Regions from separate parts of the Mus musculus genome. Here region 2 is linked to region 1. Evidence: chromatin loops called from intact Hi-C (ENCODE). Cell type or tissue: gastrocnemius. All regions are shown on one strand. Links, peaks and the distances in the headings refer to the core of each region. The heading gives the core; the rest is flanking DNA. Region 1 overlaps Faf1 (Fas-associated factor 1). Region 2 has its middle 24 kb from the start of Gm40226.

Evidence for each region. Peaks named below come from ENCODE experiments on the same cell type or tissue, not always from the same donor. Only the 100,000 strongest peaks of a DNase experiment are listed, where the experiment ranks them.
Region 2: it touches region 1 in a loop (8-fold over the local background); 17 of 42 quality-filtered maps call a loop at or near these places.

The regions. Positions count from the first base shown.
Region 1 is chr4:109,701,721-109,707,107 of GRCm38, forward strand. The region is part of intron 1 of Faf1 (Fas-associated factor 1); the gene reads left to right. Among named protein-coding and RNA genes, the nearest start is that of Faf1, 28 kb to the left of the region's middle. In gastrocnemius, for the core only: a CTCF peak has its summit at 2,050 (motif pointing left); no DNase peak of the experiment used is centred there.
Region 2 is chr4:109,572,019-109,577,405 of GRCm38, forward strand. No RefSeq gene overlaps it. Among named protein-coding and RNA genes, the nearest start is that of Gm40226, 24 kb to the left of the region's middle. In gastrocnemius, for the core only: a CTCF peak has its summit at 5,093 (motif pointing right); a DNase peak (open chromatin) is centred at 2,476.

The DNA.
Region 1 (5,387 bases), core at 113-5,112:
CTGGGTGTCCTGGAACTCACTTTGTAGACCAGGCTGGCCTCAAACTCAGAAATCCGCCTGCCTCTGCCTCCTAAGTGCTGGAATTAAAGGCGTGTGCCACCACGCCCGGCTACTCCCTTAATTTTTGATTTTTGAGATGGTATCCAAACCTAGGTGAAGACCTGGGTTGGTCTGGAATTCTATATACCTAGTCCGTCCTCAAACTCATTCTATTTCTCTAGATCTAGATGTACAGTAGCTCATCCATCTCCTGCCTCATCTTTTAATCTAGTATTCAATTACCATATAGAACAAAGGTCATATTTATTGGCACTCATGGAAGCTGCATGGAGCCCATGAAGTTGGTATCCCTGGAGCTCCTTGCATGACTTACAGGAAGCTTGACCTGAGTCTATACTCTCTTGCAGTTTCTATTGCTTATATAGTCTTAAGGAAGAGCCTTGTGAATCTTGTATATTTCAAGGCCTTCCTGAGACTTGAGTTATTTTATTTGCGAGCCTCTTAAAATTTCTTTTGCTTTCTAAGTCCTGACAAGCAAACTAGAGGATATTGTTATGCTACAGCTGGCCTCATATTAGGTACTCTGCCTGTCCATGCAGAGTACTACACAGTTTAAAAAAACCATCATGATCATCAACAGCAGCAAACTATATCTTAGCCAAGCTATACTGTAGCTGGGTGGTAGTGGTGGCGGTGGTGGCGCACGCCTTTAATCCCAGCACTTGGGAGACAGAGCAGGTGGTCCTGAGTTTAAGGCCAGCCTGGTCTACATTCCAGGACAGTCAGGGCTAGCTAAAGAAACTGTTTGAACAAAACAAACCCCCAAAATTATACCTTGTTTTTCTGAGGATATACCTTGAATTCCATGTATTGCTTCTATATAAACATACCCAATTTGAGGGTCCCATCTGAAGTCACCTACGTAGTTCCTTATTCCCTTTTGGAGGCCACCCTCATTTTCTTCTTGTCTTTCTCTCCCTTCCTTCCCTCACTCTGGTAATGTCTTGTTCTGTGATATAGGTTGGTTTTGGATTCTTGGGTCCTCCTGCTTCTGTCTTTTGAGTTCTGGGATTATAGGCATACATCACAATGGATGGAATCCACTCTCCCTGAAAAACCAAAGAGCTATATTTATATATCATTAGTGGACTGAGAATTTTCAGTATTAGCATTTATGATTTAACTACTTGCTAGTACATTTTAAAGATGCCTCCTTTCAAAAATGTAGCAAGTGCTGTTAATAACTGTAGTTGTAGGTTCCTATAGGCAAATGTTAAGTTATTAACATGTTTAAGCTAAATAACAATTAAAAAAAAAAAGAGGCTGGGCATGGTGGGGCACGCCTTTAATCCCAGCACTTGGGAGGCAGTGGCAGGCGGATTTCTGAGTTTGAGGCCAGCCTGGTCTACAGAGTGAGTTCCAGGACAGCCAGGGCTATACAGAGAAACCCTGTCTCGAAAAAGAGGCAAGTGGCTTAGGTCGTTAGAGTTAACTTTGAATTAAAAATATTCTGGTATCTACATCCTGTTGTGGTTCTCTATATGATAGATTGCTTGGCACATTAGCACAGTTTTGGGGGCACATTTTTTGAATACAGGGTCTCACTGTTAGTTTAGGATGACTTTGAACTTGTTGTTACCACTGCTGGCTTTGAACTCCATATCCTCTTGTTTCAGCCTCCCAAGTGCTAGTATGTATGCCACCACACACACCTGTAGAGTTTTAGTTTATGAATTAGATTATGATAATTTATTTAGTCTTTACATCATGTTTTTAGTTTCTGTTTAGACTGAATACTTAACAAATTATAACCTATAGTGCTCTTATGAGAAAGTGTGTTGGTATTCATTTAAGGAATCAGCAATTTAAAAGTACTATGAAGCCTGAGGAAAGTAGCTTTTATTCTACCCACTGTAGTTTTAGACCCTATCAATGGTAGACATTCTTAGTTTTATTGTTACTAGGTTTTGAAAGTCTTGTGTGAAAGCAGTGTATAATGAAATTTGCAAAATCTGTTAAGTACTTGCTCCCTCTTGTGGCTAGAAATGAGAATGTAACCCCTTACTAGAATCCATTCTTCAATTTGTTACTAAAAGATGTACTATCAGCAGTTTTGTGAAATTTACCAAAACATTACTGTTTTGAAGCTTATTATTTCAATTTTACCAACCTAATTTTTTAGTTTACATAAACTTGTTATTGCTCTAGTGTTTTTTTCTTTCAAATAAAGGAAAGAATTTATAACTCTCCAGAATAAAATTTGTATAATAGTACAGTCATAAACCACATAATGGTGTTTTGGTCAAGAGCTGCATATACAATGATGGTGTCATAAGATTATAATAGAGCTGAAAAAATGTGGAGCCAGGTTTGTCCTGTTGGCATAAACCCATCAATCATGATTTGTTATTGTTTTAAATATTCTTAAGTTACTGATGTGTTCATGAGGAATTTTACATCTTTGTTGATGGGGATGATTGCTATGGATCTGGAACAGTTCTAGACCTATCTGGTGCTGCATGTCAATTAGATGAGACTAGAGCAGTGTGTATGTGAGCTGCATGCAGTAGGACTTGGTGACATACATAGGCTTATTCTTTCCTTTTGGAGACATGCTCCTGCTAATAGCTCAGGCTGGTCTTCCTCTGCAGTATTGGCTGGCTTCAACCTTGTCACCTTGCTTCTATCTCCTAAGTGCTAGGATTACACATTCGTATAGCTAGGGTTGGTCCCAGGGCCTTCCTTACATACGCTAATCATGCACTCTTCCAGTTGAGTTACATCTCAGCCCCTGAGGACACTTTGGAGAGCACTGCCTACAAAAATTTCTAGCAGCCTTTCCTAATTTGAAAATGCTCAGTAAAGGAATTTTAAAATATGTCCTCTCAGGGCTGGAAAGATGGCTCAGCTGTTAAGAGCACTTGTTGCTCTACCAGAGGATTGGGTTTTGATTCCTAGCACTCACATGGTGGTTCATACCCTAAGTAACTCCAGATCTAGAGCAGTCAATAACCTCTTCTGACCATTGTGGGCACCAGGCATGCAAATAAATGGTACACATACATATATGCAGGCAAAACACTCAGATATAAAATAATAAATAAGTCTAATAAAAATTATAAAAAAGAAATATATTCTCAGCTAAGTTAGTATAGTATAAGATCTCATTTTCCTTATACACCCTCATTATTGGTTAAGCCATACCTCATTTGCTTATTTTAGAGGCCATGAAACTGCTATTGTAACTTGCTTATAGCTGAGTTTTGTAAGTGCTACTCTCAGGAACTACAACGTATCTGCTAGTACTTCTGCCACACTGTGGACTCTATTAGTCAAGGAAGTGTTGTACTCAATACCACATAGAAGATGACAACCCTGAGATGTTACCTCCATATGTCTCAGCCTTATCTGAATGTTTTCTTATCCATCGAAAGGCCAGTTCAGCTGCTGCCATAGCAAGATGGCACACACAAATGTAACCTAGGGAAGAATGGCTTTATTTGGGTTGTCCTTACTGCTCCACTCTCAGATGCCCTATGTCTTAGAACACATAGAAGGCGATATGCTAGATTCATCTTTGGTTCTAATCTGTCCTTATTTGGGGATAGTTGTGTTTCATGACTTATCTTGAGGAGCTGTGAACAAATTCAGTATAGATAAGGAACTAATAATAGACCAAGGACACAATTCTGTTTTAAGTCTAGCTTTGTGGACCAGGTAGTTTATTGGGGTTACTTAAAGGAGCATGAGCGACTCTTTAGTAGAGCTGCCTACAAGTTACACAGATGATGTAACTTTCCACTGCAGTCATCCAGTGATGTAGCTTTTGTGAGTCATTTGAGATGCAGCTGCCTGAGAGTTACCCGTGCTGTTGTAAGTAGCTCCAGTAAATCCATTGGTTCATCAACTGAGACTTGGGTGGGTATTGTTGGTGCCCATTGGCATGAATATGTTTGCTCATGAGCAACTAGGAGAAAGATTGTGCATCAGGAGAAATATACTAAGTATAATATCCATCTCTCTCTTTTAACTCATTTAGGAGGGATCAGGAATGGACAGAGAGAAAGCTAGGTAACTTTATGAAGCAATTAATAAGGTAAGATATAGTTAAGTGGAAAGAAGTCACTACAGACAACCACTTGGGAGAAAAAGAGAAGGACCTGTTGTCATGCTCCTCATGCATGTGTTTTGTGCCATTCACCTGAAATACCGGAAACAACTAGTTAATGTGTTAATAGTTTTACAGATTTTGAATAGATTTTCCTCATTGACTGTCTCCAATCCAAAAGTCTACAATCTCATGTTCCAAATTGTAAAACATTTTGAGTATCTGATGCTGAACAGATTTTAGCATTGGAACTTACTGGATTCTCAGAATAGGGGTATTCAATGGATGAAGGACTTTCAGTCTTAAAGTCTGAGTCCTTTTTCTTTTCCTTCTCTTCTTCCTCCTCCTCCTTCTCTTTCTCCTTTTATTGGCATTTGTCAAATGAAATGTTAAATGTAAAGTAAACCTTTCAGATTATTTTGTTTTGATGCAAAAAGTCCAGTAATTTTGGAGAAAAGTTTAATAGTAGGTTGGCATGAAGACATTAAGACTTATGGTGGACATTTGGAGGGTAACATTAATTTTGGTCAAATAGTTTTGTTTAGAGGAGAAGGTTGCTTACTTGAGAAAATGCACTTGTGGTCTGTATAATTTTGTGTACTTATATGCCTATGGTATCATGAGCAAAAGTCCCTCTTTGATACATTTGAAAATGAATAGAAAGTTCTAATTTTAAGATACTTCTAGGATTTAATCATAGTTAATATTTGTTTTTGATATTTCTATGAAACATCCTCAAGTAATGAGAAAGGTTGGTTTTCTTATCAGAAATTCATGGTCTGATCCTTTGCTCTGTAGACTTAAGCATTATACTTTATATTTATTATTGTTCAGTGGTAATGTTCTGGGGAAGTGGCTCAGAATAGCAGCTTGATTGGAGACTGATGTTTTCAAAAATGATTTATTTTTATTTTATGTATATGTCTGTTTTGCCTGCCTGCATTATCTGTAGCACATGTGTATCTGGTATCCATGGTGGCCAGAATAACATATCATCAGATCTTTTGGAACTCGAATTGCAGATTATTGTCAGCCACCATGTGGGTCCTTAGAAGTGAGATACTCTTAATTACCCGGTTATCTCTCCAGCCCTGCGTTTTGGGAAATCAGCAGTTCAGTTCAAAGGTCAGCAGGGGCAGTTTGATCCACTCACAAACACTTCACATATATACCAGCAGTTCAGTTCAGTAGTTGGCATAGCAGTAGTGGTGGCAGGACCTAGCAGGGGCATGAATCAGCAGGAGGGATTTAGACCAGGAGACACCAGGAGAAGTTCTCT
Region 2 (5,387 bases), core at 335-5,334, 130 kb before region 1:
GACCAAAGATTGTTCCTTCCTGTTATTTTTGTTATTGGAGGTGGTATTGTGTGTGTATGGTTGTCTTCTTTTGGGTCTGTTGTGAGGTGATTAGTTTCTTGTATTTTCTTGGGTGTAGTTACCCTCCTTGTATAGGAGTTTTCCTTCTAGTATCCTCTGTAGGGCTGGATTAGTAGAAAGATATTGTTTAAATTTGGTTTTGTCACAGAATATCTTGGTTTCTCCATCTATGGTGATTGAGAGTTTTGTTGGATATAGTAGTCTGGGCTGACATCTGTGGTCTCTTAGGGTCTGCATAACATTTGTTCAGAATCTTCAGGCTTTTCTGTTGAGAAATTCGGTGTAATTCTGATAGGTCTGCCTTTATATGTTACTTGGCCTTTTTCCTTTACTGTGTCTTGAACTAACATTTGCTTCCAAAAAAAACCAGGGCTTTTGGACCATCCTGCTAGTCTATTTAGCAAGGAAGCTAGCAATGTGTTCTAGAGTTAAAGGGACATAGACTTGAATAAAATGTAACACGGATCTCAGTTTCTCAGACCTGATAAACTAAGCTTCAGTGAGGTATATAACCACAAAAATCTCACACTATCAAAATCCATGAATTGGCAATGATAAAACATTGCTTATTTTTTTGGTAATAGGAGATGTTTGCATTGCTTTGGAAGACCAAGAATTTATAGTGTAATTCCTGTACACACTGAACCATTGGATGACCAAATAGTAGATGAAGAGAAAGGTCACTTTACTGAAGCATTTCAGCAAGTAAAAAAGTAATATTAAGATTAGACTGCCAGGCTGGACAGATGACTCAGTAACCACTGAAGTAGGTGAAGTGGAAACTGAAGGGTTCTTTGGAAAGTGAGTTTGGATGATGTTTTGCTGGGGTAAACATGTGAAGGAACATTTAGCTGAAATTGGACACAGGTGAAAGGCTAAGGCAAACTCGTGAAGTAATATTTTGCTGAAGCAGACACAGGAGAGAGGATGTCCTGCTAAAGCAAGTGCCTGAAAGGACACGTGATGAAGGATTCTTTTCTAATGACACTCATGTATTGGTCTGCCTTACCTTGTGTAGTTGAGCTGCATTTGTTGGGACTCCATAGAGAGAAACAAACCAAAACACTTCTGGTGGTGGGCTGCAGTTTCTTGCCACTTTCTTAGACTCAGGCTGGTGGGCAGAGTGATGTCAGCTGAGACAGACGCACATGCTGAGGCGAGACTCGGAGGACACATGATGTTTGGTGAGAGTATAAAAAGGACTCAGTGGACAGTGATGGAGGCAGAGCTAGGCTTGCTTACAGAGCTAGCTGTGCAACGCCTGTTGGTTTTGCTTATCCGCTGATCTTTGCTGAGGCACAACTGAGGACTTCTCCTGGCATTCCTCCTGGTCCATCCTGCTGACTTGTGCTGAGGCTGAGGCCTGGCTGTCTCTGCTAGGTAGTGCCACTGCTGCTGATTTGTGTTTGTTCTCCCAACTCTACTGAACCAAACTGGACTGCTGGTGCATCTGTGACATGTTTGAGTGGATAAAGCTGCTGCTGCTGCTAACTTGTGAACTAAACTGTGGATTTCCAGACAACACAGTCGGAGGAAGTTGTTCCAAAGAACCTTTCTAAACAGATCCACTTCCCCTGTATCCTTTCTTTCCCACTACCTCTGGTGGGAGGTGAGCCTCAACGGAGGTTAAAGCGTTTAAGAACCATCATTAAAAATAGGTTTTGGGAAAATTAAAGTTACAGTTGGAAGTACCGGCTGCTCTTCCAGAGGACCCAAATGAGAGCCTTTTGTAACTCCAGTTCCAGGGAATCTGATACCCCTAATAAAAACAAATTATAATGTCATCATGGAGATCCCAATGAATTATAACGCTTCAGCAGCACTAGTTACCAGCACACCCAGATGTGATGAGCCTCTGGTTGCTATTCCAGAGGAGGGGCTCATTTCCCAGCATCCATGTGGGGACTCACAACTATCTGCAACTCCAGTTCCAGGGCTTCTGACACAGACACACAGGCAGGCAAAACACCAATGAACATAAAGTAAAAGTAAATTATATATTTAAAAATAAACAATAAGCATTTTACCATTAATGTGCCCACTCAGAGGTCAGAGAACAACTTTTGGGAGCCAGTTTTTAGTACAGTTGATTTTAATGCCAATTTGCCAGAAGTTATAATTGCCTAAGCTGGGAGCCTCACTTGAGGAAATGTGTTGATCTCCTTGATGGATGTGTAAAGACCCACCCTAGGCAGCATCTTCCAGTAGCGCCAAGGATAAAAAGGCACGGCGCCTTTGCTCCTTGGTCTCCTCTCTTGTCCTGCTGCTGCAGTTGCCTTCCCTGATGCCAGAACCAGCTTTTCCAAACTCTCATCATGAAAGACTAGCACCAGCAGCTCTCCAGGAACCGCTCACTCGGCCTTTTGGCACCAGGTTGGAACTGCGGAGGCACCAGCCTTGTGGAAAAAGCAGCTGTTGGTTGTCTGGCTGCCACCCATGGAGGACAGCCGCTGTGGGACTACTTCAATTGCCGAGGCACTGGCCTCAGGGACCACGGAACTCCTGGGTTCTCAGCTGGGGGTGAGGGAAGAGAATTCGATTGTTGCTGTTTTAAAGGAGCCAGGAGAGGGCAACTCCAGATCCGAATAACTGGAGTTGCCTGGAGGAGTTGGTTTGAAGCTGAATTGGAGGCCAATTTTTTAACACATAGATTTTGAAACATTAAGCATCTGAGTGGGGATGCCAAAGAGCCAGTTAAATAAATAGGTCAGGGGTCGAAGCGGAGATCTGGCTGGGGTAATAAGAGAAGTGGCGAAGTCATGGAATCCTCAGGGTCTTTATCCATTACTGTGTTTTTATATAGTGTATACATTTTTTGGCCCCCAAAAGAAGGTATTCGGGCGGGGGCGGGGTGCAGAGAAAAGGACCACAGGCTGAGAGGAAAGCGGCAGTCTGGGGCTATACAAATCCTGTGACCACACGCAAGTGACTGCTTTGCTGGGGGCCTGCCCTAGACTTGAGTCAACATTTTCAAAACTAACCCCTGACCCAGTATCCTGGAACACCCAGGGCTTGGAGAAGCAGTGTTAAAAAAGAGTTGGGTCAGAGGGAAACCAGGGACCAGGCTGAACCTTCTGCAGAGATCGTCCAAAGCACACGATTGGATTTTCAGGGTGCACGGTGACCTTAGACAACCCAACTCGGGTCTTCAACCTTTGAGAAACCAGAGTGGGAGATGTAGTGGCCCAGGAAGCGGTGGGAGAACTTTTTATTTATATAAATGGCTATTAATTGAGATGGTTCATTTTTCAACAGATTCAGATGTGTGAACAGCGAGTCTGCCTTCTATTTCAGTTCCCTTTCTACACAGCCAGTGTTAGTGATTTCATCATATGACCACTGTATTCTGTTATTTCAATGGTGATAACTTAACAGTTCCCAGTTAATGGAGATCAAGTCATCTCCAAATTTTGCCACTACAAACTCTGAATAATCTTTTACATGTCATTTCTAAAAAAAAAAAAAAATGTAAATTGCATGTATAGGTGGGAATTTTGTTAACATGAAATAACACATAATAGTATGTGCATTTGTAATTTTGATAGGTTTTACCAAGCTGCTATTGTAGGAGTGTATCTTATGTGCTCACACCAGCACTGTAAGGGAATGGACATCTTTCCATCAATCTTCACTACCCTGGTAGCATGGCCAACTTTTTCCTTTGCTTGTTTGGGAGACACGTCTCACCTCAGTATGGTCTACTATTTTTCTCACTTTAGAAAGGCTTATTTGCGTGTGTCCTTTACCCGCATGTATATGTGTTCCTTGGCTGCCCTGGAACTGGAGTTATAGACCGTTGTGAGCTGCCATATGAATGCTGAGATCAAACCCCGGTCCTTTGGAAGAGTAGGCAGTGCTCTTAACTGCTAAGCCGTCTCTCCAGCTCTTAGGAAGACTGTTTTTTAATGTATTTGAAATATTTCTATATTCTTCCTGTGAACAATCTGCTGCTTGAAGACTTTTGTTGTTGTTGTTGTTGTTGTTTTGTTTTGTTTTGTTCTGTTTTTGAGACAAGGTTTCTCTTTGTATCCCTGGCTGTCCTGGAACTTATTCAATAGACCAGGCTGGCCATGAACTCACAGAGATCCACATGCCTCTGCCTCCTGAGTGCTGGGATCAAAGATGTGCACCACCATACCTGGCACTTGAAGACTTTTGAAGAGAGAGAGAGGAAAAAAAAGAGTTTCAAGACATTTTTAAAAATGTCATAGACAATAAAATATTTCTATTATTCAAATTTAGTTTAAAAAAATCTTTCAAAACATTTTAGGGAAAATTCAAGAACAAAGGTTACAGTTATATAAAATCTTAGTTCGGTGACAATGCCCCCGGGGGATCTGCTTAGCAAGACCACCATGAGAAGTCACAGAATTGAATATTTGAACTGGATAAATCTTTCTGAGTGTTACCCAACCTCAGATATTTCATTATAATAACATAACATTGACCAAGATTATGTTCATAGCCAGATAGCCAGTGAATGATTAAAGGTTTTTAAAGACGATTTCTCAAAGGGTTTTTTTTTAATCTCTTAATTTTTTTTTACCATGTATCAATTCCCTTTGCTTAACAGAGCCTAAGGTTAAAGCATATGAAAGCAACAACTGAGCGAATGCACACACACACACACACACACACACACACACACACACACACATACACATATACACACATAGACACACACAAACATATACACACAGACACACACACATTTATGTGTAAACACATGTCCACTCTACACACTAAAATGCTTCAGATTATAATATCCATTTGGTGTTTTCATCACCAATGGACCAATCTGAGATTGTATATAAACAATTAATACAGAAAATAAGAAAGAAATGTGCCCATGCTAAAGCTAGTTGATTAGCTTACTTTTCAAGTTGAAGCTCTTTGAATGAGAATAAGGGAAATTACCTGCAAACATTATGTTAAATTACATGTCATTTTATGGCTTTACTTTTTAAAACAAATAACTTTCATTTATAGTGTCTCCCTACAGATGTTTGTGTATCCCAGCTATTTGATGAAACAGCCACAAGATGGTGCCATGGTTAACATGTTAGCATAGGGATTTGAGAACTACAAGGGGGAACACGGACACATCATTACATGGAAGATGCCGTCATACTTTCCCGACTCAACTGTATCACTACCCATTAGTGAATGCCATTTCCAGATGACTGCGTTTCACATCCGTGGTTTTTGTTTTTTGTAAACAAATTTCCTCATTGGGCCTATTAAGTAATGATTCAAATTGCTATAGAGACAGAAATTAGACCTTTTCTACTTTACAAATTGATGGATATATTTTTAATGATCTCTTG